Linked DNA regions of Homo sapiens: region 1 is linked to region 2. Evidence: chromatin loops called from intact Hi-C (ENCODE). Cell type or tissue: tibial artery. All regions are shown on one strand. Each heading gives the region's core, and the rest is flanking DNA. Links, peaks and the distances in the headings are about the cores only.

Region 1 (10,767 bases), core at 2,212-6,211, 670 kb after region 2:
AAGTCCCAGCAGGCATAGGACTTTATCTTCTTCATAGTTGTATTTCTAACTCCTAAAAGAAGGCACTCAATTAATATTACTGAATGAAATTTGAATGAATGAACTCTTCTTCCTGGAACCAAGGAGTATTGGTCGGATGCTGCCCAGGAGCCAAGAGCTTTAAGCTAGAAACTAAGGGAGATGTGCCTCTGACTCCATCCAGGATCCACACTGGAGGCCCCATGGGGAAACAGTCAATAAACTGAGTCTTATCTGGACTTTATGGTATTTCGTTAGAGAATGTGAACACTGGATCATGAGAAGTCACACAAGGGGCAGGGTGTCACAGCATCTCCATTAAGCAGCCATCTCTAATGGATGCTGTGGGATGCTGCCCAGATCCTCCTTTAGGACAAAGGCACTCATCCCTCCAGCTCCTGGAAATGTTGGTGGCTGATGACTCCCAGCTGAGTTGCTCTCCTGGAATTGCCCTCTACTGAAGAGCAGCCTCATCCACAATCCCTCCTCCTACTTCCCTGGGGGACAGCTGCATCCGATGATTGGTCAGTGAAAGGTTCCAAAGGGCTGACTCTCCAGCCTCAATTCAGGACCATGCCAAAGGGCCGCCTCCACTCCAGGGCTCCCCAGGGGAGTAGCTGAAGCTCTTTTGCAGTTTTGTCATAGCTCAACTCCTTCCTCTGCCTAGTCATGCTTCCTTTACCAGATATTGATCATGGAGGCACTTCCTGATAAACTTTGTGCATTTGGAGATTCATCTCAGAGCTATGTGCCAGGGAACCTGACCCAAGGCACCATAAGTACTCATGCCTTCTATCCTTTATCTGGACAGCAACAATGAGGAGAAAGCTCTTCCTTACACTCACCCGAAATATGCCTCCCTAATGGTGTCCTCTCATTCATAGCCATCAGTTCTTTCCCTCAGGGACACACAAAACAAGTCAAATCCCTTCACCCCCAATAGACTCTCAGATATTTAAAACTGGTCATCGTGTCTCCTGAGAGCCATCTGCTGCCCTCTCCAATCTAATCAACTTCACTTTCTTCAACCTTCTAATATGGAACATCCACATTTTCCTGCTTGCTTTTACGAAATTCCCATTCCCCTATTGAAGTGCATCAATTACAAAAACAGAACACGTGCCCCATGTTTATGTAATACCCCTTTATGTAACCACCACAAGCACCGGTCGGGGCCACCTTGATGCTAGAGGCAAGGACCCCTTGGGTTTGGGCACACTTGGAATTATTTTTCTATTTTGGTCACTTCTCCTGAAACTTGAGTTCTTTCCTTTGGAAAAGAGCACATGTAGGCAGACCATTCCCCCAACTTGGGCACAATCACTGATCATTCTTTTCATCAGAGACTTTGCTCTTTTGTTCTAAACTACAATTTTTGACCAAAATGAATCTAGCTCTTCTGTCACCCCACAGGGGTAATAGCTAAGAATCTCGCTGGTGGCAGAGACAATCTTTCCTTTTTATAACTGGCTTCGGTCAAGTTGCAAATCGAATGGATACTGCTCTGTTGGGGGACTAAGAACACACTGTAAAACAGGCTGTTGTCTTTAAGAAGAAAAAAAATCTCATATTAATGGGCAAGACACATGTTACTATGACTACGGTTTTTAAAAGATTATGAGCAAGCCAAATGTCTTCTATTATTCATAAAGAAAAAATAATGTTTTGCCATCACCCACTGATGTGCCCTGCATCAAGATACACTGCCTTTTATTTGAATGTGTGGAAGAGAACAGCAGTTCAATGTATTTTGTCAGCGTCGTTAGCTTCTCCGGAGAGAATATTGGAACACTGTTGATGACGGAGCATCCATTACGCTGCAGACAACTTCTTCTGAAGCACTAATTTTCTCAGTATTGTGCAATCTAACTTGTGGATCTGCACTGCACATCAGCTCCGCAGTAATGCAATAATCAGCTGTAAGCATCCTGCTTCAGCTAAAACAACAGGCTTGGAGAGGCACGCATCTCTGAGTAGATTTACACACTTGAATCAGAAGGGCTTTTGACTAGCTCAGGCTCCAAACAGGAGTGTAGTGGGGAGATGGGAAAGGGGAAGCTTTCAGAGTGTGGAGAGCTGATTCGGAGGCACGTAGCCTGGAGAAGATGAGAGGGGCAACCTCGTGAGGAAGGAGGCAGGGCTCAGAGCCAGTTCGGGCTGACACTGTGGGGAAAATGTGGAGGGCAGCATCTAAACCCTCATGTCAGAGACCAGGGCTGCGGAGACCTTGGTACTGACTGAACAAACAGCCTCTTCAGCCTGTCATGCATCCAGTCCTATGCTAAGCCCTGGGGTTACAAAGGTGGTGAACACAGGGGCCAACCTTGCCCTTGGGGAGTTCACAGCTATGTGCCCAGTTTATAAAATCCTTTCTATAGAGTCTGGAAAGCTCTCTAGAAACACTGTGTGGGATGTGTCCAGGTGAGAGGTGCCTAACAGGGATTTAAGGCAGGGATGGCAAGCTGGTGGCCCCAGGCCAGAAGCAACCTGGCTTGACCGGCCTACTTAAAGGTTTTAAAATCAGGAGACTTTATATAAAAACTCAGCCTTGTCTTGAAAAATCAGAAGATCTATCCACATTGAGTCCACGGTCCAGGGAGGCGAGAATTATCTGGGGCCAGGTAGCAACAGCCCCCATGGATGGACACAGGGTCTCCCACACCTACATCCAGCTCTGACTTCACTCCATAAGCATCTGAATCCGGAGCCTTCTGGAGTCTTTTTTACAGGGAAGAAACATTTAGGTTGGGCATTGAAGGGTGAGTAGGAGTTCTCCAGGTTGAGAAGTTAAGAGGTGAGGAAAAAATAAAATGTGGCCAGACAAGAAAAGCTACACCTGCAAAGGCACATGGACATGAAACAGTCCCTAGTGTTTGAGTCTAACCTCAGGGTGGCTTGAGAATGGGTGCATGGTGTCTGGTCTGGCTCCTCTGATAGGCTGAAGTAAGGTAGTTGGGGTGAGAGGAGTGGGTCAGTATAAGAATACACAGTTAGGGGTGGGGCGCTGTGGCTTACGCCTGTAATTCCAGCACTTCAGGAGGCTGAGGCAGGTGAATCACTTGAGGTCAGGAGTTCGAGACCTGCCTGGCCAACATGGTGAAACCCCGTTTCTACTAAAAATACAAAAATTAGCTGGGCATGGTGGCACAGGCCTGTAATCCCAGCTACTCGGGAGGCTGAGGCAGAGAATCACTTGAACCTAGGAGGTAGAGGCTGCAGTGAGCTGAGATCGCACCACTGCACTCCAGCCTGGGCAACAGAGTGAGACCTTGTCTCAAAAAAAAAAAAAAAAAAAAAAAAAAGAATACACAGTTAGGAAGAAGATTGTGTCTAAAGTAAACTCAAGAAAAGGAGCTGTAGAGGAGGGGGCAGGCCTCCCTGAGTCTGAAACTGGAGGGTAGACACAGGCCGAAGGAAGGCCTAGTACGACAGTTACTACTGCTGCATAACAACCCCTGAAACTTTGTGTCAATCATTTTATTCTGCTCATGGACTCTACGAGTCAAAAATTCAGACAGGGCACAGCAGGGACAATCTGACGCTTCTCTCAATGTCTGGGGCTTCAGCTGGGAAGATGTGTCAGTTGAGGGTAACTCAATGGCTAGAGGCTAGGATCATCTGGAGGTGTCTTTATTCCCATGTCCAGTGGCTGAAGCTGGCTATCAACTGGAACTCGGCTGGGCTGCTGGCCAGAATACTCACAAGTGGCCTCTCCATATGGTGTCTTCACGTGGCCTCATTTGGGCTTCCTCATAGCATGGTGGCTAGCTTCCAAGAGTGAGCATCTCAAGACAGCGGGACAGAACTGCATGGCATATTGATGATCGAGCCTTGGAAATGACATAGCATCACTTCAGCCATACTCTATCCGTCACAACAGTCACGGAGGTCTTCCCATCTTCAAGGGGAAAGAACATAGATCCCACAGGGGAGGAATGTCAAGGATACACTGTAAGAAAATCATGAAAGGCTGGGCCTGGTAGCTCACTCCTGTAATCCCAGCACTTTGGGAGGCCAAGGCAGGAGGACTGCTTGAACCCAGGAGTTCTATACCAGCCTGGGCAACATGACCTGATCTCTACAAAAAAAAAAAAAAATCAAGAAAATTAGCCTGATGTAGTGGTGCACTCCTATAGTTGCAGCTACTTTGGAAGCTGAGGTGGGAAAATTGCTTGAGGCTGGGAGTTTGAGGCTGCAGGGAACTGAGATTGCACCACTGCACTCCAGCCTGAGCAACAGAATGATACCCTGTCAAAAAAGAAGAAAGGAAAGAAGAAAGAAAGAAAGAAAGAAAGAAAGAAAGAAAGAAAGAAAGAAAGAAAGAGAGAGAGAGAAACAAAGGGAAAGGAAAGGAAGAAAAGAAAAGAAAGAAGGAAAGAAAGAAAGAAAGAGAAAGAAAGAAAGAAAGAAAGAAAGAAAGAAAGAAAGAAAGAAAAGAAAGAAAGAGAAAAAGAAAGAGAGAGAGAAAGGAAGAAAATGAAAGAAGAAAAGAAGGAGAGACTGGATTCATTCAACTTTTTTCCCCAAGAAAACTGGATATATAAGCCTAGGATTAGGGAAGATGTCTGAGTTAGAAGCAGAAATCTGGAAGTCCTCAACAAGTACATGTTGTTTTAGGACACCAGGAAGGATGAGATCATCAAGAGTGTGAGCATAGGCAGGGAAATAAAGAGGAGGGACAGGGACTGAGCCCTGGGGCACCCCAACATTTCAAAGTCTGGGAGATGAAGAGGAGCCAACAAAGAAGATTAAGATGGATCCGTTGGTGAGATAAGAGGATATATAGATGAGTGTGTATCCTGAATACAAAGAGGGAAAAGTGTCTCAAGGAGGGAAGAATAATCAACCCATGATCCTTGCGGCCACTGGAGCCTTTGCATTTGCTAGTGATAGGGTCTGAGCTATGTTTTAGAAAAAAAAAAAAAATCTGGAAGTAGTATGTAGGACAATTTGGAGACAAAGCAAAGATGGAAGCAAATCGATGATGGCCAAATATAAACCCTGTATCTCGGTCCTTAGGGAGTTGAAGGAAGACTGCACAGGGTTGCCCCCAAAGCCTTCCTAAGACAGTTGAATTCAGAGTCAGGAATGAGAGGAAGTGATGAGCACAGCCTTGGAGAGCAGCCGGGGAGCCTCCCTTGCAGGTGAAACAGCTTGGCAAAGGCTTGCAGGCTGCAATGATGTGGGGCCACTGGGCCCAGGGGCAAGTCTGACCCCGTGTGAGTACCCAAGGGCTTCTTCGCTGTTCCTTAGCCCTGGATTAACCTATAAACCCACTGAAGGTTTATTGAAGGCAAGAATTATCAGAAAAGAAACAGTAAGGATTGAGTAAGCCACTCACCACTGCTGAAGAAATAACTACCTTCATATACAAAGTGCACGTCATCGTTACAACCCTAGGAGGATCCTGGAGAAATAAAACTCTGAAAACTAATATATAAAAACAGTTTTTTGGCCAGGCGTGGTGGCTCCCACCTGTAATCGCAGCACTTTGGGAGGCCGAGGTGGGCGGATCACGAGGTCAGGAAATCGAGACCATCCTGGCTAACATGGTGAAACCCCATATCTACTAAAAATACAAAAAATTAGCCAGGCGTGGTGGCAGGTGCATGTAGTCCCACCTACTCGGGAAGCTGAGGCAGGAGAATGGCGTGAACCCAGGAGGTGGGGCTTGCAGTGAGCAGAGATTGCGCCCCTGCACTCCAGCCTGGGCTACAGAGCGAGACTCCGCCTAAAAAAAAAAAGAACAGTTTTTTAAAAGGACGATGGCAACTTCCTTAGGGCCTCTGTTTGGCCCTAACTCATTCTTGATAAGCATTCTTTCTTCTGCCCTGTACATTTGTCAAAAAGCCTTCCATGCTGAGTTCCCTGAAGGAAGGATTAAATAAGCCTCACTTCCTTGGCTTCTGCCACCTGGTTTTTGTACCATGCACATGGCAAGAACCCTATTCCTCCTTTGATGCCTCCTCTTTCTTCTTGTAATTGATTTGGTTCTTACATTGTTTGCTCTGTGAGCTGTGAGGAAGATATAGTCTCCTGGACAATCAAGCCTGGGATTTCACTGCTGCAGGTCCTCCTGGAAATGCAGTTTTATGTCATTGTTAAAGTAAGAGTAGTGTGACATCTGTGTGTCCAGGGATGTCACACTGGCTGCTGATGATGTTGGCTGATGTTTCAACCCTTGTCTGGGTATTTGGCATCATAGACATCATCAAAGTGATTTGGATATTGAAGATTTGACATTTCCATACTGAGTAGCAAGACCTGGTTTAATAATATTCTTTGTGGCTTATTAATAGATATGTTCAGTATATTAAGCATATGCATATATATATAAGTGCATGTATAACTAATAAAAATATTAATATTTCTCTGGGAAGGTTTTCTCTCTTGGTGCGCACCACAGAATGGTCGTAGGTTCTGGAGGGAGTGAGATCAGAGGTTCAAGCCTTAGCTCTGCCATTTACTAGCCTCAATTTGCTCAACTGCAAAATGAGAACAATATGACTCTTTGTAGGATTAATGAGAATGTATGCAAGGCATCTGCACATATCAGAGGTCTAATAATTGAAAGTTGTTATTATTGTAATCATTACTTCTTCCCCCAAAACTTACTCCCTCGTCTTACTCCCTCTCCTTAACTTGTTCATTTATACTTTTCTTCCTTAGAAACGGAGCAGTATCTTCTTTTAACTGCGAATGGCATCCCCCATCATTTGTGTTTAAAGGAGTTTCTCAAGGCAGCTGGTATGTAGGTGGGGAATTTCCCAGAAACTGAGGAAAGGTCCCGGGACAGGGAAGCCACATTCACAACTCAGTCTTGCATTAATCAGAATCCAACCAGGAAAGAGAAACCACCAGATTGTTCAAGGCAAAGGGACTTGAATGCAAGGAATTGGTTACATGATTGATGAAAAAGCTCAGAAGCCCAGGAGGACAGTGAGGCAACCAGATGTTAGCAACAGCAGGAAGCCACTACCATCTCCAGGCCACAGGACAGAGAAAGAAGCCCAGGAGGGGCCCAGGGTCACCCTGAAGAAGCTGCAACTATAAAGGAGGTATAGCAGCTACTGGAGACTCCACCCAAAGCAGACAAAGAGGGAGAAATATCCTGGTTTCTCCCTTCTTCCCACTACCTCCCTCTTCCATCAGAGCCTCCCACTGGCTGCTATTGACAAAAGGCTGGGAATGCTGCCTGCAGAAGTCAGCCCCCTTCCATACAGAGCAGGGCACAGAAAGCTAGGGGATAGATCTGAGAGCAAACAGACCCGGAACCCATACAGACTTCTAAATCTTTCATTCATTTCTTGGTTAGCCACAGTCATCAGGTGTCTATACCAGCCCTGGGATGAGATGGGAGAATGAATCCCTGCCTCAAAGAGCAAATGAAAAACCAGACATAGCATGCCCTGCAGAACTTCTCCCCAGGGAAAATGCCCTCATTCAACACCTCTGTTTTTAGTACTCAAACTTCACAGAACATCAAGTATCTCTCAGTACAATATTTGTGGTTGATATTTGCATAAGAAAAAATATTTGTCCCAAAAATTCAATACCAAATTTGTAACAAAACACTCTACAGGACAGCTAACTATACCAGCCTCCTATATTGTCTTCCCACCTCGCCGTTCTCCTCCTCCCTAATCAATCTTTTCAAAACTCAGATTTGATCATTTACTTCCTCCCTAAAATGATTTGATTGTTTTGAGGAAAAATAGTAAAGTTTCCCAACACAGCCCTGGACAGATGGCCATTACCATACCTCCCATCTCCCCCTGGGCTGCACTCCCCTGGAAAGCATTCCAGCCACACCAGCTGCCTCTCATTCTGTGAACTTATTGTTTCTCTCGCTCTCTCTCTTTGCTCTCACCAAGTCCACTCCTCTTCTTCTAGATCTCAGCTGAGAAGTCTTCCTTGCCTCCCTGACTAGGTTCCATCTCCCATTACAGGTTTTCATGGCACTGTGTACCTCTCCTTTACAGCAATTTTCTCCATTGCAATTTGGTATTTGCCTGTGTTAATGTCTACCTCCTAGATAGTAAGCTCCCTCAGGGAAGGAACTGTTTCTGTTTTTCTTGTCATTGCACTTTCAGCACCAAGTATGGTGGCTGCATCACGATAGGCATTTAGTAAACATCTGTTGTATGAATGAATAGATGGGTAGATGGACAGATAGGAGGGCAGATGGATAAATAGGTAGGTGAGTAGATGAATAGATAGATGAGTGGCAGGTGTGTAGATGCATCAGTAGGTGGGTGCATGGATATACAGAGGTGGAAGATAGATGGGTAAAGGGCAGACACATGGGTATGTGGGTGTATGGACAGGTGGATGTGTGGAAGTATGGATAATGCAAGGGTGGATAGGTGGGTGAAGAGTGGATATTTGGATATGTGAGTGGATGGATGGGTGCGTGGGTGGATGGTTGGGTAGGTGGGTGGATGGTTGAGTGGAGAGAAGAAAGTGGATGAAGGTGACATGATAGCTCCCACATGTGAGTGTTAGAAGGATATCTCACTCACTGGACAAGCTCTGGGGGGGAGGTTTCTTTAGAATCTGTTCTCTGTCAGTGCTTGGTGCCCAGGAAATGGATGCTTTCTCTCATTTTTGCCCCACCTAACCTTTTCCCACCACCTGAAGGAGACACTTGTTCTTGTGGAGACTGAGGATGCTGACACTGGTTTAGCAGGAGTGTGGTCTCTGCTCGAGCTATTGAGGGGAGTCAGTAGTCACCTCCTCCAACAGTAAGCCATTTTGATCAGAGATATGGGTTCCAACCCATGGGAATCCCTTTTTCCTCTTGCTTCTTGCTTTACATACGCACAAAGAGACTAAGTTGGTTTCTTCTTCCTCCATAGATCCAAGAAGTGAATTTGGGGAATGTGACGGTCAGTTTCATGTGCCAATTTGGCTAGGGCACAGCCCCCAGTTATTCCATCAACACTAATCTAGATGTTGCTATGAGGGTATTTTGTAGATATACTTAACGTTTATAATCAGTTGACTTTAAGTAAAGTACAGTATCCTGGATACTCTGGGAGGAACTGATTCAATCAGGCAAAAGCCGTAAGAGCAGAACTGATGCTTCCCTGAAGAAGAAGAAATTCTACCTGTGGACAGAAGCTTCTGTTCTGCCTGAGAGTTCCAGCTACCCTTCCTGATGGCCAGCCTAGCCCCCATCCCCCAAAATGCATAAACCAATTCCATAGAAGCACACATATGCACATACATATACATATGACATATGTATCTACATATACATATACATATACACATGCACATCTGTATGCCTGTGAATCCTGACGTTTTGTCTCTCTGTTGGAATCTGACTGATACAGGGGAGGAAGAGGAGAGGCAGCCGCTGGGTCCTAGAATAGATGCTAGAAGCAGAACCAGTTGTGTGGTAGCTTCCTCAGATGAGGTTGTGGGAAACCTTGACATAGAAGCAGTGAACACCCTCTTCTTTTATGATATGAGAATACCCATAATGTGGGTGACTAGCCCCATCCCATCAGTCCCCACATATGGCCTGAGGTGTTGTGCAGATGCCAGGGTTCACTCTCAGAGGCTCAGGACTCCTTAGCATGACTTGTTCTACAGAGTCAAAAAACACCAATGGCCTTTGCACCATGGCAGGGCTGGACCTTCCCTCTAGAACACTCCGAGCCTTCCTGACCCTTAGTTTCTCCTCTCCCAGCCAGCGGGGGACTGAAGTTCAAACTCACTTGTAATTTTGGGTCACCAGTCTTCATGACAGTCAACTCTTCCCCCAGACTGTGCCCTTTCTGGCAGAAACCTTATCTTCTCTATTCTCAGCAGAGCAAGACCAGAGCTGAGCACCAAGCATGGTCTGGAAACCCCGGCTGGCGTAGCAAGTTCAGCCCTGGTTTTGCAGAAGATGTCCTGTGGTTACTGCCTTGGGGCTGCTCGCAATCAGTGGATGAGACAGATGATAAACACAGGAGGACTATGCCATGTGGTCAGGGAGATGCCAGGGGAAGCTCCAGGGTCGAGGGAGCCCAGGAAAAGGGGAAATGCTGACTTCCTAGAATAGTTAGAGGCAGCTCCTCAGGCTTAAGCTGGGTCTTGAAGGATGAGTAAGACTGTATCTAGGGATTTTTTTTATTGTTTTGAGAACTTATTCTGGACCTCACATTTGTCTAAGTTCTTTACAAGAACTATCTCATTTGCTCTTCACGACCACCCTAATAGGGAGCTTCTGTTATATCTTTTCCACCAGTGAAGAAACTGAGATGCAGAGGGAGAAGTTAAATAATTTGCCCTGAATCACATAGCAGCTGAATAATGGTACCAGGATTAGAACCGAGGTAGCCCGGTTTTGTTTGTCATTTGTTGTTTGTGTGTATGTTTTGAGACAGGGTCTTGCTCTGTCACCCAGGCTGGGGTGCAGTTGTATGATTATGGCTCACTGCAGCCTCCACCTTCCAGACTCAGATGATTCTCCCATCTCAGCCTCCTGAGTAGCTGGAGCTACAGGTGCACACCACCACACCCAGCTAATTTTTGTATTTTTTGTAGAGACAGTGTTTTACTACATTGCCCAGTCTGGTCTCAAACTCCTGGCCTCAAATGATCTGCCCACCTCAACCCCCCAAGTGTTGGGGTTATAGGTGTGAGCCACCGTGCCCTGCCTGGTCCAGTTTTAAGATCTTCTTCTTCACCAGCACCCTACACCACCTAGACAGGAGAAGTGGTACCCCATGTAAAGAGGACACGATTGCATCAGCA
Region 2 (10,767 bases), core at 3,190-7,189:
TTCCAGCAGCTGGAGATGTGTCCTTCATTTCTGCAGGGGGCCCTGGTGATGTGTCATATTATCTGCTACAGGGGCCTTTGAGAAGGATGGGGGTGACTAGTGGGAGTCAATATCCTACTGAAGCTGCTCTTGGAGTATTGAGGGGGTCAGGAGGAGGCCCAGGGAGTGATGTTTCCCAATATTGCGTCATAGAGAAGGTGGCATTTACTACAAGAATATTGCAAATAACCATAGGGAAAGATTTTGAACATACCCACAGCAAAGCTATTTCAAGTAGTTAAGACTTGGTGACTTTTTTTTTTTTTTTTTTTGAGATGGAGTCTCACTCTGTTGCCCAGGCTGGAATGCAGTGGCATGATCTTGGCTCATTGCGGCCTCCACCTCCCAGGTTCAAGCGATTCTCCTGCCTCAGCCTCCTGAGTAGCTGAGACTACAGGCACGTGCCGCCACACCCGACTAATTTTTTGTGTTTTTAGTAGAGATGGGGAGGAGGTGGTACTGGGCAGAGGGAGAAGCTGAGCTGGAAGGCAGTCTTCAGTGGTGGCCTCACCATGTTGGCCAGGATGGTCTTGATCTCCTGACCTCGTGAACTGCCTGCCTTGGCCTCCCAAAGTGCTGGGATTACAGGCATGAGCCACTGCCACTGGCCTTTTTTTTTTTTTTTTTTTTTTTTTTTTTGTATTTTTAGTAGAGACGGGGTGTCACCATGTTGGCCAGACTGGTCTCGAACTCTTGACCTCAGGTAATCCGCCCACCTCAGCCTCCCAAAGTGCTGGGATTACAGGCATGAGCCACCACGCCCAGCCAAGACTTGATGACATTTCTAGGGGAAAATTCTCTCAGAGTTCCAGCCCACTTCTGGCTCAAACCACCAATCGTTCCTAGGCTGGGGTCATTGTCTGCAGACCTGATAAATTATCTGCCAATAATTGTGAGTTAAGCAGCCTCGGGACACAGGGCTTGGAGAGACACTGGTGAATTGTTGCATGCATCTCTCTTGGTACACAGAAGGCTCATAGGCTTTGAGGCCACAGACACAATTTTAAGTCTTAGTTCTGCTGGTTGCTTGCTGTGTGACCTTGCACAAATTACTTGACTTCTCTGAACTTCAGTTTCCTTCCCCTATGAAATGGGGGCAATAATACCTACTCATTTAGCTTTTCTTCTGTTATTACATCTCATAAAAAGTGTTAACTGTAGGTAACTGAAAGAAATATGTGCATATGTATGTTTATATGTATACACACACACACACACACACACACACACACACACACATTGTTATTGTGCTTGCTAGGCACTCACTGTGCTCCCAGCCTTATACCTGGGGAGTGAAGAGGGAAGGTAATATTTGATTTATTCTCAAACAGCTTACGGTCTAGTGAAGGTGAAACAATTTACTTGTGAAGTCATAAGAATATTACTCTCTTTCACAATTATTTAATTTAATAATAATTAAATTAAATTATTAATTAAATGCCCTGTGCAAAAGGCATTTTTAACCCCTTTTACAGATGGAAAAACTGAGGCTCAGAGAAGGGAGGAGACTTGCCTGAGGTCACAAGGCAGATCAGTGGTGATAGGACAGGAACTAGGACTCAGGTCTCCTCAGTCCCATGAGCTTCTCAGGGACACCCAGGATGCTGACGCTTCTGGGCTTGTCAATTTCCACTAAGTGTTCCTGCAGAGTGACGCTGTTATTGCTAAGGAAGAGACTGAATGGTTAGTGGAGTTGGGTGGGTTAATGGGGCAGCTGCTTGGAGCAGGGGTAATCCAGGCTGGGGCTGAGGGAAGAGGGACCAAGGGGTGATCTGTTGGGGGCTGCAGGGACCCCCAGTTGTGTAGGAATTGGGCACTGTCAGCATGCCTGGGGTCAAACTGCATTGTCCTTGCCTGCCTCTGAGCCTGGTGTTTCCATCTTACCGTGGGAAGATAGGACTATGCAGTGTCTGAGATTCCTTGTGGCTCCACATTTCCAGGGCTCAGATTCTGATGTAACCCTGATCTGAAAGGAGGGGGCTGACATTCTGGGATGTGGCAAACTTGAATGACTCCTGCTTGCAGAAATGTTGGGGTTGGGGATTGGAGGTGAGGGCTGTGGGAAATGTTTTAAATTATCTTTTTAAACATTTTTTGAGACAGAGTTTCGCTTGTGTTGCCCAGGCTGGAGTGCAATGGTGTGATCTTGGCTCACTGCAACCTCCGCCTCCCAGGTTCAAGCAATTCTCCTGCCTCAGCCTCCAGAGTAGCTGGGGAACCTGGCTAATTTTTTGAGTAGCACCACCATGCCCGACAAATTTTGTAGTTTTAGTAGAGATGGGGTTTCTGCATGTTGGTCAGGCTGGTCTTGAACTCCTGACCTCAGGTGATCCGACCGCCTCGGCCTCCCAAAGCGTTGGGATTACAGGTGTGAGCCGTCACGCCCGGCCTAAATTATTTTTTAAAAACCATTTTAAGCATACAACGCAGTGATATAAATTGCATTTACCATGTTGTGCAACCATCACCATTATCTATTTCCAAAACTTTGTCATCACCCCACACAGAAATTCTATACCCATAACTCTCGATTCCCACTGCTCTTCAGCCTCTAGTAACCTCTAATCTGTCTTCTGTTTCTCTGAATTTGTCTATTCCAGATACCCCATGGAAGTGGAATCACACAATATTTGTCTTTTTGTGTCTGGCTTATTTCACCTAGCCTGTTTTTGAGGTTTGTCCGTGTCGTAACATGTATCCTTGTTATGGCTGAATACACCCTTTATGGCTGTGTACACCATTTTTTCGTTTATTCATTCATCTGTGGCTGGATGCTTGGGTCATTTCTACCTTTTGGCTCTTGTGAATAATACTTCTATGAACATTGATAGACAAGTATGTGTTTGAGTTCCTGTCTTCAGTTCTGTTGGGTATACGCCTAGGAGTGTAATTGCTGGGTCACGTGCTAATTCTGTTTTGCTTTTTGAGAAACAGCCAAACCGTTTTCCACAGCAACTGCACCATTTTATCTTCCCACCAGCAATGCACAAAGGCTCCAATTTCTCCACATCCTCACCAACATGTGTTTCCTTTTTTTAAATTAAAGCCATCTGACATCCTAATAGTTGCGAAGTGATATCTCACAGTGGTTTTGATCTTATTCCCCCAATGACTAATGACATTGAACACATTTTCATGTGCTTAAAAGTCATTTATATATCTTCTTTGGAGAAATACCTATTCAAGTCCTTTGCCCATTTTAAAATTAGGTTCTTTACTTTTTTGTTATGGAGATGTAAAAGTTCTTTACATGTTCTAGATATTAAACTCATAAGATATTTGAGGTGCAGTCATTTTCTCTCATTCTATGGGATGTCTTTTCACTTTCTTGATAGTGTCTTTTGATGTACAAAAGTTTTAAATTTTGATGAGGTCCAATTTGTCTATTATTTTCTTTTCTTGCTCATGCGTCTAAGAATCCTCTGCCAAATCCAAGGCCATGAAGATTTACCTCTACATTTTCTTCTAAGAATCTTACAGTTTTAGCTCTTAGATTTAGATCTTTGATCCACTTTGAGTTAATTTTTGTATATGCTGGGAGAGGTAAGGTAAATTCCTTTTTAACAAATATTTTGTTAAATGTGGTTATGCTATTTTTAATGGAAAAAACCTGATATTTAAAAGCTAAAATTAAAAACTAAAACAAAAACAGGGAGAGCTGAAGTAAAGCAGATAGACAGGGCCAGAAGCATTCAGATGGTCTTAGACACAAATGCAGAAGTAGGTTTTCAGTGCCTGAAGCAAGAGATTTTCATCAGCTTTTTTTCTATCCTAACCAAGATATGGGGTAGGATGCTGAACTCGGGGGCCCTTTAAATCAGTGCTTGTCAGACACACAGATCATGTGGGCATCTTGTCGATAAGCAGATTCTGATTCAGTAGGTCTGCGTTAGGGCCTGAGATTCTGCATTTTTGTTTTTTTGGTTAACTATATTTTACTGTGGTAAGAAGATTTAACATGAGATCCATACTCTTAATTTTTTTTTTTTTTTTTTTTTTGAGACAGAGTCTCGCTCTGTCACCCAGGTTGGAGTGCAGTGGCACAATCTCAGCTCACTGCAACCTCCGCCTCCCGGGTTCAAGAGATTCTCGTGCCTCAGCCTCCCAAAGTGCTGGGATTACAGGCATGACCCACTGCGCCTGGCCCTCTTAAATTTTTAAGCATACAACAAATACAGTATTTTTGACTATAGGTATAATGTTGTATGGCAGGTCTCTAGAAGTTATTCATCTTACCTAGTGGACACTTTATGCCACTGATGAATAATTCCCCATTTCCCTCCTCCCCCAGCCCTTGGAAACACCATTCCACTCTTTGATTCTATGAGTGTGACTATTTTAGATACCTAGTATATGTGGAACCAAGCAGTACAATTGGCCCACAATCTGCAGGTACCTCCCATTCAACCAATTGTATATTGAAAATACTGCATTTGAAAAAGAAATGATACAAATACAATACAAAAAAATAAAAACAATATAATAAAAGACAACACAAATAAATATGTAGTATAACAACGATTTACATAGCATTTACGATCTATTAGGTATGATAAGTAATCCAGAGATGATTTAAAGTATGTGGTAGGATATGCATAGGTTATAGGCAAATTCTACACCATGTTATATCAGGGACTTGGGCATCTGTGGATTTTGGTATCCAAGGAGGTCCTGGAACAAATCCCCCATAGATACAGAGGGAGGTCTGCATTTGCCTTTCTGGAACTAGCTTGTTTCCCTTAGCATAATGTCCTAAAGATTCATTTATGTCATCACCTCACATCTGTTAGGGTGGCTATTATCAAAGAAAAAGACGATGAATATTGGTGAGGATATAGAGAAATTGGAATTCTTGCACACTGTTGGTGGGAATGCAGGATGATGTGGCTGCTGTGGAAAACGGCATAGAGGTTCCCAAAAAATTAAAAATAGGACTATCATATACTCCAGCAATCTTATTCCTGGGTATGTATCCAAAAGAACTGAAATCAGGATCTCAAAGAGATATGAGCATTCCCATGCTCATTGCAGCATCATTCACATTAGCCAAGGGAACAACCTAATGTCCATTGACAGATGGATGGAGAAACAAAATGCTGTGTATACATACAGTGGGGTATTATTCAGCCTCTGCAGTGTTTGAGATTCTGCCCTTCTAACAAGTTCTCAGGTGATGTGGGTGCTGCTGGCCTGTGGAGAGTCCTGGTTCCTGCAGGCGTCGGTGTTGAGGTTTGTGGCCTGGTCTATGTGCCCAACCCTCTGCCTTCCTCCTACCATCTGACCCAGGGATGAGTGGAATAATGGTCAGGACTGGGCTGGCCTGTGAGGGAAGCAGAGAGAGGCCTGTAGGTTTCACCACAGGTTGTGGTTGAGGAGTCCACCTTACAGCCTGGACACTGGCTTAGCAGTGACCAGAGGAAGTGAGTGAGGCACCTGGGGTGCAAAATTTAAGGAGTTGCTTATTTTGGGGGTTGTACAAGTGCAGGGTCAGCATGTATGTGACTGAGACAGTAAGGGTCTCCTTAAACTTCATGCCCCAGGCATCTCACTTGCCTCATCCAGGTTCCAGCCCTGGGCTCAGGGTCCATCTAGGGGCCTCTCCTGGCCCACCTGGGACAGAAGGAGCAGATCTAGCTTAAAGACCTCTAGGATTTTGTGGGAATGTGTATGAGAGTTCATATAAAGGATTCCCCAGTGATCATACCCAGACCGGCTACATAATTTGTAGGGCTGAGTGTAAAATGAAAACTCAAACATTGTTAAGAATTTTAAGACAATGGCAGCAGAGAATTTAACCAAACATGTGCCCTTCTGATAGTGGGGACCCCATTAAACTGCATAGGTTGCAGGCCCTAGGCAGACCTGTAATGACAGAATGGATGGCTTTGTAAGGCGGTGAGCTCCCTGGCTGTGGAATGATGAGGAGGCCCTCCAGCATCAAAACAGAACTGCACTCAAGGTTGCAGTCTGCAGGCGGCATTGCATTTGGAGGGCTGCTTCTCTGAGGGTCCGAGCTGGGAACCTTCTGACCCCCATCCTTTGGGCTGCCAGGCCAACCCTGAGAGGAACCCTTGGTCTCAGTTCTTCAAAGCCACAGCAGACAGCAGGAGTCAGCTGCATATTTCCCCAGTGCAGGTGGAGTGAGGCTTTGCCTGGGGGCTCTGTCTTTACTCAGAACCTCAGCCTTGCTAAGGGCCTCTCTAAGCAGGAGGAAGATTTTGCAAGATCCTCCCAGCAGAGGGAAGAAGGGAAGTTGTGCCTGGGAAGCCTGGGGAGGATTTTTGATGCAAGAGAGTCTTGAGAAAATGACCTGCTTGGAGGACAGACATAGCTGTTGAGGGCAGGGAGAAGTCATAGCTTCTGGCCAGCAGACAGCAGACAGCAGCCTTCCAGGACCAGTCAGCTCTGGCTGGAGGGAGATCTCTACCCTGGTTCTGGCAGCCTGGTCTAGGGTTCTGCTTGACTCCTGGTGTCCCCACCCTACACTCTTCTGAGGGACTCATGACTCAGGAATGCACAGTTTAGGTGTCATGGGCCAGGCCACTGATGGTCAGGATTGGAGGGTGGCTGCTGAATTGGCCAGGGGTAGGAGCCAGGTGACATGTGGCCTTGGCCTAGATTCCCCCAGACTCCCCAGGCCATGGGGTATTCCTACCTGGCCTGGACTCTATAGCTTCCTCTCTAATCTCTGGGGTCCCACCTGGAGGCTGCCTGCTCCAACTCTATTTCCAACATGCTGGACTCCAAGAGAGCTCCTACTGGTGGATGAGGGGACTGTGGCTCCTGATAACCTCTGGGCAGCATCCCACAGTTAAGAAGCACTTTCAAAGTACTGTCCCATCTTCTCTTTACCATAACCTTCTGAACGAGATGAGGATCCTTGTTTTATCGATAAGATCACTAAGGAGCAGAAAGGTTCAGACTTTGCCCAAGTCAATCCAGAAAAGAGCTTGGCCAAGGTTTGAACTGAGATCAGTCCAACTCTGAAACCCAAGCTCATTGTAATACCTCGACCAGCAGTTCTCAAATGGGATTACGCACCAGAGTGACTTGGGGAGCACAGAAAAACACAGGTAGCTGGGCCTTTCCATCTTAGTCTATGACAAAATGTCATAGACTAGCAGCTGATAAACAAGGAAAACGTATTTCTTGTAGTTCTGGAGACTGGGAAGTCCAAGATCAAGGTGACTGCAGATTTGGTGGCTGGTGAGGGCTGGTTCCTCAGTGACGATGCATTCTCGCTACACCCTCACATGGTGGAAGGGGCTAGCTAGCTCTCTGGGGCCTCTTTTTTTTTTTTTTTAGATGGAGTTTTGCTCTTGTTGCCCAGGCTAGAGTGCAATGGTTCGATCTCGGCTCACTGCAACCTCCTCCTCCAGGGTTCAAGCAATTCTCCTGCCTCAGCCTCCCGAGTAGCTGGGATTACAGGCACCTGCCACCACACCTGGCTAATTTTTGTATTTTTAGTAGAGACGGGGTTTCACCACATTAGCTAGGCTGGTCTCAAACTCCTGACCTCAGGTGATCTGCCCGCCTCGGCCTCCCAAAGTGCTGGAATTACAGGTGTGAGCCACTGTGCCCAGCCTCTGGGGTCTCTTTTATAAGAGCACTAATTTCTTTTATGAGGGTGGAACCCTCTGATTTAATCATCCCCCAAAGGCCCTGCCTTCTACTAACATTGCCTTGGAGATCACGTTTCAACATGTGAGTTTTGCGGGCAACAAATATTCAGATCGTATCACACCCCTAGCTTCTGATTCAGTAGGTCTGAGGTGGGGACTGAGAATCTGCTTTTCTAACAAGTTCCCAGGGTGTGTGGATGCTGCTGGTCAGGGGGCCAGATTCTGAGAACTCCGACCTAGAAACATTTTTCTTGTATTCAGAAACCAGACTCAGGCAGGAACTATGTACCAAATCAGGGTGCAAACACATTGCAGAACAATGGCAGTGCCAGGTTGAACTCGTGCCACACTAAGCGTGTGCCAGGCACTGTAAGGCACCAGCTTATTTAATCCTTGTAGCAACTCTATGAAGTGGGAAGCCTCATTGTCCCCATTTTAGAGATGAGGAAATATAGCCACAGAGGAAAAACTGCCCAAGGTCATACAGCCCAGGCTTGAAACCCAGGCAGTCTGGCTCCAGAGTGTACCCTGACTTATACCAGCCCAAGTCTTACAGACCTGGGTGTGAGTCCCTGCTCCATCACTTACCACCCCTACGACCTTGAACATGTTACCTGACGCTTCTCAGCCCCAGTATCCAGGCTTGTGCAACGGGCAAAAGAGTGGTGCCTGCTCTTTGGGATTCTAAGGATTAGAAATGATGAATCAAAGGGCCTGGAGGAAGGGTGCAGCATACAGTGGCACTCACTAGACAGTAATGACTATTATTGAGATTGGTGAAAAGCACCTGCCCTCATCCTTGGGCACAAATCCCTTAGCCAAGGATGTGGGGAAAGCCAGGATCTTCTTTCCTCTCCTCCCCCTCCCCATCCTCCAGCTCCCCAAACCCTCAGGCCTTCAGTGTTACTTCTGAATGGGACCCCCTCTCTCAAGCAGACCTGGGAGCTCTGGGTGGGGGTGCAGCATGGGTGCTAGGGATGACAGTTTCCCTTTGGGGGCTGGGAATTCATTATTTCTGGCTAGACTCAAACACTGCAGCTTTGGAAGTGAGTGCATTTTGCTCCAGATATAGGGACATAAAAGATTTGGCTTCACGGCCAGGCACTGTGTCTCACACCTGTAATCCCAGCACTTTGAGAGGTCGAGGTGGGTGGACCACCTGAGGTCAGGAGTTTGAGACCAGTCTGTCCAACATGGTGAAATCCCGTCTCTACTAAAAATACAAAAAGTAGCTGGATGTGATGGCAGGCACCTGTAATCCCAGCTACTCGGGAGGCTGAGGTGGGAGAATTACTTGAACCTGGGAGGTAGAGGTTGCAGTGAGCCGAGATCGCATCACTGCACTCCAGCCGGGGCGACAAAGAGCGAAACTCTGTCTTAAAAAAAAAAAAAAAAAGAAGAAGATTTGGCTTCAGATGGGAGACAGTTCAAAATCATAAATCACAGACAATCACAGAGGAGCCCTCTTTCCTTGTTCAGGAGGGAAACGGACCCTAACCGTCCTGGTTTTCATTGATGGGATTTTAGGAGGATCTTCTACCAGCTGCCGGGGGGCGGGTGGAGAGGGGCCCATCATGCCAGAGAACCAATTGTGGAGCCTTCAGCAAGTGGGCAGCCCTGCCCCTGCAATTTGTGGCGAAGGAGGCTCTTCCCAAGCCCCTTACCAACTGGTGTGTGTGAAATATTGCACTTAACTATGTGCTTCTGGGCTCCTTTGATAGCCCAGTGGGGCATGTCTTGGTCATGTGTGGCTTTTACAATTATATTCCTTGGGGGTATAAGAGGAAGTATGGGCCAGGTGCAGTGGCTCACACCTGTAATCCAAGCACTTTGAGAGGCAGAAGCGGGCAGATCACTTGAGGTCAGGAGTTCAAGACCAGCCTGGCCAACATGGTGAAACCCCCGTCTCTACTAAAAATACAAAAATTAGCTGGGTGTGGTGGTGCACGCCTGTAATCCCAGCTACTAAGGAGGCTGAGGCAGGAATCACTTGAACCTGGGAGGTGAAGGTTGCAGTGAGCTGAGATCGCACCACTGCACTCCAGCCTGGGCGACAGAGCGAGAATCTGTCTCAAAAAAACAAACAAAAAAAAAGGAAGTACATAGACTCTGGAATTTGACAGATTTGGTATCCAGCTCAGGCGCTTCTGAGTGCTTTTATAGAACTTCCCAGGGGCTAGGCACCAGTCTTAGTGCTTTATATAAATTATACATTTAATATTCATACCAACCGTATGAGATAGACACAACCATTACTCCTCTTTTAGAATAAGGAACTGAATCATGGAGAAGTGAAGTAAATTACCCAAGGTCACACAGCTAACAAGTGGTTGAACCTTGAGGTACTGGCTGTCGATGCTATTTATTTAGGGTTGTTTAAAGTGGTTTCTGTGTATTAACTCATTTAATCTCACAAACTCTATGAAGTAGAAATTATTCTTATCCCTGCTTTATGGATGAGAATACTGAGTCTCAGAGATTGGTCTTTTCCAAGTTCATAAGGGAGGCAACATGCCCTGATGGTAAAGGACAGGAGGACCTGCAGCTGGACCGACCAGCGTTCAAATTCCATTGCCACTCCTTACTAGCTGTGTGACCCTGAGCAACTTACTTAACATCTCTGACCCTCAACAAAGGAGGGATAGTGATATAGGATAGCAGGGGGTAAGTGATAATAGTATCTAGTGCTTACCACGAGATACCCTCTACTATAATACTTAGTTCCTTACAATTTTAACCTGTTAAACTGTTCCAATAACCCCATGATTCTATTACTAGTCACATGTTTATGGATAAAACATAGAGAAGTTACGTCACTTGCCTAAATTCACACAGCTAGAAAATACAAGAGCTAGGATTAGATGATGGGTAGTTAGCTTGGGCAGTCTGGCTCCAGAGACGGTGCTCTTAAGGACTGAATTATACTGATCACATATGTAACCAGTTTATAGAATGAGCTGGAATTGTTAGGCTGCAAGCAGAAAGTAATTTAATATTTACCCCATTAATTCATTCTCTTCAATAATTTTTTCCTGTTCCCAGATGAAATCTTCAGCAGATCTTTAGCTTTTCTGTACAATCTTAGGAATTAATAAGTAGCTCATCT

What was found. Hi-C counts contacts between places; a loop is a spot of excess contacts. Peaks named below come from ENCODE experiments on the same cell type or tissue, not always from the same donor. Only the 100,000 strongest peaks of a DNase experiment are listed, where the experiment ranks them.
Region 1: a loop joins it to region 2, with 2.3 times the contacts of the local background. A loop is called at or near these places in 1 of 110 quality-filtered maps.

What each region holds. Positions count from the first base shown.
Region 1 is chr17:5,620,460-5,631,226 of GRCh38, reverse strand. No RefSeq gene overlaps it. Among named protein-coding and RNA genes, the nearest start is that of NLRP1, 41 kb to the right of the region's middle. In tibial artery, for the core only: no CTCF peak of the experiment used is centred there; a DNase peak (open chromatin) is centred at 3,816; H3K27me3 peaks cover 453 bases.
Region 2 is chr17:6,286,728-6,297,494 of GRCh38, reverse strand. No RefSeq gene overlaps it. Among named protein-coding and RNA genes, the nearest start is that of AIPL1, 140 kb to the left of the region's middle. In tibial artery, for the core only: no CTCF peak of the experiment used is centred there; a DNase peak (open chromatin) is centred at 5,384; H3K27me3 peaks cover 749 bases.